Linked DNA regions of Homo sapiens: region 2 is linked to region 1. A link is an interaction called in ENCODE POLR2A ChIA-PET data of the cell type or tissue named here. Cell type or tissue: Panc1. All regions are shown on one strand. Each heading gives the region's core, and the rest is flanking DNA. Links, peaks and the distances in the headings are about the cores only. Region 1 has its middle 49 kb from the start of MIR6817. Region 2 overlaps CRYBB2 (crystallin beta B2).

Evidence for each region. ChIA-PET counts read pairs that join two places held together with the same protein. Peaks named below come from ENCODE experiments on the same cell type or tissue, not always from the same donor. Only the 100,000 strongest peaks of a DNase experiment are listed, where the experiment ranks them.
Region 2: POLR2A ChIA-PET joins it to region 1 with 15 read pairs; 2 of 35 experiments call an interaction of 5 or more read pairs at or near these places.

Annotation. Positions count from the first base shown.
Region 1 is chr22:25,405,588-25,408,493 of GRCh38, reverse strand. No RefSeq gene overlaps it. Among named protein-coding and RNA genes, the nearest start is that of MIR6817, 49 kb to the left of the region's middle. In Panc1, for the core only: no CTCF peak of the experiment used is centred there; no DNase peak of the experiment used is centred there; H3K4me3 peaks cover 79 bases; H3K27ac peaks cover 882 bases.
Region 2 is chr22:25,227,856-25,230,710 of GRCh38, reverse strand. It overlaps CRYBB2 (crystallin beta B2), which reads right to left. Exons shown (of 6, transcript NM_000496.3): 4 at 2,726-2,855; 5 at 1,133-1,275. Among named protein-coding and RNA genes, the nearest start is that of CRYBB2, 9.6 kb to the right of the region's middle. In Panc1, for the core only: no CTCF peak of the experiment used is centred there; no DNase peak of the experiment used is centred there.

The DNA of each region.
Region 1 (2,906 bases), core at 126-2,625:
GGGTTCATGCCATTCTACTGCCTCAGACTCCCAAGTAGCTGGGACTACAGGCGCCTGCCGCCACGCCCGGCTAATTTTTTGTATTTTTAGTAGAGATGGGGTTTTACCGTGTTGGCCAGGATTGTCTTGATCTTCTGACCTTGTGATCCACCCGCCTCGGCCTCCCAAAGTGCCGGGATTACAGGCATGAGCCACCGTGCCTAGCCTTTTTTTTTTTTTAATATTCTTGGTACATTTTCTATGTAACCATTTAAATAACTGGCCAGTAGAGTCTTCAGATTTTCTGTATCGCTTCCCAAATTTAGAAACCTGACTTGACTTTGGACCAGTTGTAGGCCATCCTGTGCCCCCTTCCCTTGATTCCTGCAGCCAGAGCCCTAAGCAGGCCCCACCCACTTGAGTCCAAGCTGCTACCATTGTACCCACCTGCTGGCCAGGCCCCCACAGGGGCCTCTCTCCTCCTGACAGTCTCATCCCCACTCAGCAGCCAGAGTGCCCTCTTTATAAATGTAGATTGGATCCTTTCACTGTATTCGTTCATCCAACATTTACTGAGCACCTGCTGTGTGCTAGGCCCTGGTACAGGCACAGGAAACACATCAGGGAACAAAACTACACTCTCTGCTCTCCTGGGGCTTCCTTGCTAGTGGAGGGAATAAAGATATGTAAACATGTCAGGTAGTGATGAGTGCAAAGGAGAAAAGTAAATCAGAGAAATGGAGCAGAAACTGCTGGCAAGAGTGGGCGGTGGGGGGGTATGATTTGCAATTTTCAACAGGGGTGGTCAGGCCTGACTGAGGAGCCGAAGAGGTAAGAGAGTAAAGCCATGTGGCTAAGTGGGGTGAAAGAGTTGAAGCAGAAAAGGTGGGAGGATCACCAGGCATGATGGTCCCTGTCTGTAGTCCTAAGTACTAGAGCCGGGCACAGCGGCTCATGCCTGTCATCCCAGTACTTTGGGAGGCCAAGGCGGGTGGATCACCTGAGGTCACGAGTTGAAGACCAGCCAGACCAACATGGTGAAACCCTGTCTCTACTAAAATTACAAAAATGAGCCAGGCGCGGTGGCGCATGCCTGTAATCCCAGCTACTTGGGAGGCTGAGTCAGGAGAATCGCTTGGACCTGGGAGGCAGAGGTTGCAGTGAGCCAAGATTGTGGCATTGCACTCCAGCCTCTCCAGCCTGGGCAACAGAGTGAGATTCCATCTCAAACAAAACAAAACAACGAAAACTAACTACTGGAGAGGCTGAGGTGGGAGGATTGCATGAGCTCAGGAGTTCGAGGTTGCAGTGAGCTATGATCACACCACTACACTCCAGCCTGGGTGACAGAGCGAGACCCTGTCTCAAAAAAAAAAAAAAAAAAAAAAAACTTGTAGCAGAGAACAGCAAGTGCAAAGGCCCTGAGGCAGGAGTGTGCCTAGTGTGTTTGAGAACCCACAGGGATGCCACTGTGGCTGTAGCAGGGTGAGATGTGGGAAGGGAGAGTGGCTAAGGAGGCTGAGAGGTCAGGGAATAAGTGTGGCTGGAGCCGGCCCTGAAGGTGCCCGAGACCCTTGTTTCTCTCCTGAGATGGCGGCCCTCACAAACCCTGGAGCTTCCCTGGCTGCCATGAGGTCAGGCGGAAGGGGGTCGAGGTAGAGGTGGACACAGGGTGCAAGAAGGGAAAGGATTTTTGCTGCTTAAATCCTAGCCTGTCTTCCCATTGCTGGTGGGGTACATTATCAATTCCTCTTCCCTGCCTGAGGTCTGACATGTGCTGGCCCCAGCTGGCCTCTTCCTTCCCCCAGCTCCACCTTCCACCCCTCAGCTCCAGCTCGTGGCCTGATGTGGTTCCTCCTCCCAGTCCATTGACCACGCTGGCCCCTGCCGCAGGGCCTCCTCTATTGATGTGTGCTCTTCCTGAACTGCCCTTCTGCCGGACAGCTGCTCCTTGGTGGCAGCTCAAGTGTCCTTCCTTCCCTAAGCCAGAGTTTCCCAACACTGCAGCCCAACACCCTTCATTTTTCATGACATTCTTCATGTTCTGTCAATGGGCCTTTTGTTGTTTTAATTTTGTCTTCTTGTTTTTGTCGGTCTCCCTTCCTAGAATTTAAACCCCATGAGGGCAGAGGCGTTCAGCCTCACGCCAGCCTGGCAAATTTGTCACAAATCTGGAGGAACGCACACGTTCGCGGGCACCCAGTTCTGTGAGGTATTGCAAGCCCTCTCTGAACCTGCAAGGTGGCCATTGCTGTTCCCACTTTACAAGGGAGGAAGGAGTGCCCGGAGAGGTTCTATTTAGACCCGCCAAGGGCACAGTCGTTCTAGAAAGTAGCAGATCGGGAGTTTGAACTTGGGCTTGCTGGTTCCAGAGCCCCTTCTGTGCCCCTTCCAGGCTGTGCCTGGGTGAGATTCTTCCCCTTCGAGCACCTCTTCTTCCTCGAGGGTTCAGTGGCTGAGCTGACACCGGTGGGCAAGAGGCCTTGGCCTGCTTGTTGAAGGACTCAAAGGTGGCGTCTGGAAGCCTGGCGGGACTTTTCCCCTGTCAGCCTAGAGGCACTTTTAGAGGAGCGTGTCTGTTTCGCAGTCTTCGTGTCTCATAATTCATAATTAAGGTAGAGAGTACACATTTAGTTTAAAGTAAAAATTCAAACCCACCTCCACTCCCAGCTGGCCAGCTTCATGCAGTTCTCTCCCTGTCCCCTCCTCTGCCCTCCACAGGTGAGAACAAGTGTCAGGGCCGCACCATGGGACCCCAGGCTTCCTGCCCTGAAACTGCCTCGCTGTGTGCCCTTGGGCAGCCCCGCCCCGTGCCTCAGTTTCCCCACTCATAGAGGCTCCACAGGTAACACACCGGGCTCCTGGCCCAGATCTGCCCCCGGGCCCCGCGGGGCGGAAACCCCGCGCCCCAGCCCCGCGCCGAGCCT
Region 2 (2,855 bases), core at 356-2,855, 180 kb after region 1:
AGATTGAATGAATGAATGAATGAATGAGGGAATGAAGGGGAATAGGAGCACAGAACTTTGCACACTATTTTAGGAGTTTCACAAACCCCAAGAAGCCAGTATGTTTGGCTAAATTGGTTCTGTTGTGGGGAAAGAGCCTTAATTAGCAGCACTTGCTGATTTCTATGCTGTAAATGCACCCTGTGGCTGGTTTCAAGCTACCAATGATTAGTCAACCAGTTCACACAGATTCTGAAAATTTAAGAGTCCGTTCCAGGCCAGGCACAGTGGCTCACGCCTGTAATCCCTGCACTTTGGGAGGCCGAGGCAGGCAGGTCATGAGGTCAGGAGTTTAAAACTAACCTGGCCAACACAGTGAAACCCTGTCTCTACTAAAAATGCAAAAAATCAGCTGAGCTTGGTGGTGGGCGCCTGTAATCCCAGCTACTTGGGAGGATAAGGCAGGAGAATCGCTTGAACCTGGGAGGCGGAGGTTGCAGTGAGCCAAGATCATTCCACTGCACTCCAGCCAGGGCGAAAGTGCGCGCCTCCGTCTCAATTAAAAAAAAAAAAAAAAGTTCTTACAAGCTGGTATAAGCTGTTTCCAGCACACCGCTGCCCAAAGCTCATCTGTGGACCCCCATGGAATCCAAATTTATTACCATGAGAAATCCCTCACTGCTGATGGCCAGGGTCGATGTGCCCAGGAACTTTGATTCAGTGGAAAATGACACCTCCTGTTCCCAAACTTAGGGACACACGCGGTCAAAGGCAGCATGGGCTGGTCCTCCTGCTTCTCATAGCTTTCAGACTACTCAACTCATTCCTTCCCTCCTGCCTCAACCTAATCCTCCCTCTGCCTCAACTTGCCCCTCTGACATACATGTCTTGCTCACTGGGGCTGAGGTTAAGGCCAAGGTTTCTCCACTCCAAAGGCATACCATTTCCCCAAAGGCAGCTCTAGAAAGAAATTCAGCGGCTGTAAGCCACCTATGGGCAGAGAATTCCCATTTACTTTCCAGTGGGAAGCCAGAGGTCAGCAGAGCACACTGATGTGTGCAAGATCACCAGCGTGTACAGGGCAGAGCAGGACTTAGGACCCCAGAGTCTCAGTTCCTGGGGCAGGGTGAGCCAGGGCTGGCAACGCACTTACGTGCCACTCTGCACCCGCACAGATGACACCTTCTCCTGGTAGCCATGGGCGTGGAAGCTGGGTACATCGTCATCTATGATTTCCATCTTCTTCCCGGTGAAGTTGGGGTTTTCATAGAGGATGATCTTGTGCTCTTGGCTGTCCTATTGGCAGAGGATGGGGGGAAGTGAGTATGGGTGAGGGGGCCCAGGGTTGGCCTTCCCACCCCATGCTCATGCCCCAGAGTTGGGATCAGCATGTCCCACACATCACTCTCTTCCCAGTGCACCCACTACGTGTCTATGACCACTGCTGTTGGATCACAGCCGTTTGTTAAGTTTCTACTGGGCCATTTTCATGTAACAGACACTCTGCAACACTTTGGGGAATGTTTGATTCTGAAATGTCATTTTTTCCTCCTCAAGTTTCTCTTTTATAAATGGTGGCTACGATATACCTACCCACCCACATGTGAACACCCACACATGCACACACACACACATGCACACCCACACATGTGTGCACACGCACACATGCACACACGCACACCACACTTGCACACACGCACGCACACACGTGCACACCCACACTTGCACACACACGCACACCCACACATGCGTGCACACACACATGGACACACGCACACACTTGCGCGCACACACGTGCACACCCACACATGTACACACACACGCACAGGCTAACTGTGCCTCTAATAGGCACCTGAGATATTTTGATTTTTCTTCATTTCTACATCTCTTCCCATCCTCCTGTCCCTATGACATTTTCCTTAGTTATCTCATCTCATCCTTTACACATAAAACCCTTATCCCTCAGACATAAAATCCTCTTATGCCATTTAGCAGATGAGGAAAGCGCGGCACAGAGAGGTCAAATGACGTGCTCAAGGCCACACAGCTGGGAGCAGCACAGCCAACTTGGGAACCCAGGTCTGTGGGGTGCCAAGTCCCGTGTTCCCCAACCTTCCAGTAGGTCCTGGGAGGAGCTAGACTGGGCTTGGAGGGTTTGAGAGTATAACTGAGCAGTGATGGGCCCTGTCCCCTTCCTGAGAGTTGACACTCTCACACACTAGTAAGAATCAGGATCTCAGAAGCACTGAAAACTCACACTGGCACGAGTCTTGAAGAAGAGCTAAACCACCTTCTCCTCCAGCCCCAAACTCATAATTTCTTGTAGTATTTCTGATGGCTATTGGTTATTGAGCAATGACGGGAGTTGCCCAACCCTTGGGCGCGGGGGGCGGGCACCAACCACCTAAAATAGAATGTGAATAGTGCCCTCTGGAGCATTTCATAGTCTTGTGATTGGAGCCTTCTGGAGTTGCAGTGTGACAACCCTCAAGCTAATAAGCACATTGGAACCTCAGGACAGTAGATACCAATATGCCCATTTTACAGATGAAGAAACTGAGGCTCAGGGAAGTAAAATGACTTTTGCAAGGTCACCCAGTGAGGAGGTTCCTCACCAATCAGAAGGGGCACAGTGCTAGAGGGGCGGGCCCCTTCCTGGTCCCCAGACCTCCAGCTCCAAGGTGGCAGAGAGAGAAAGTAGGATGATGGGCAGAGAGAGGGAGTAGGGTGATGGCAGGGGGCTCACCACTTTGATGGGCCTCAGGGAGCTGAGGGAGTCCGTCCTTCGGCTGCTGGTCCATGAGTCCCAGCGGGGGTACTCACCCTTCTCAAACACAAACTGCTCGCCCTTGCAGTTGGCCTGTTCATAGCCCACC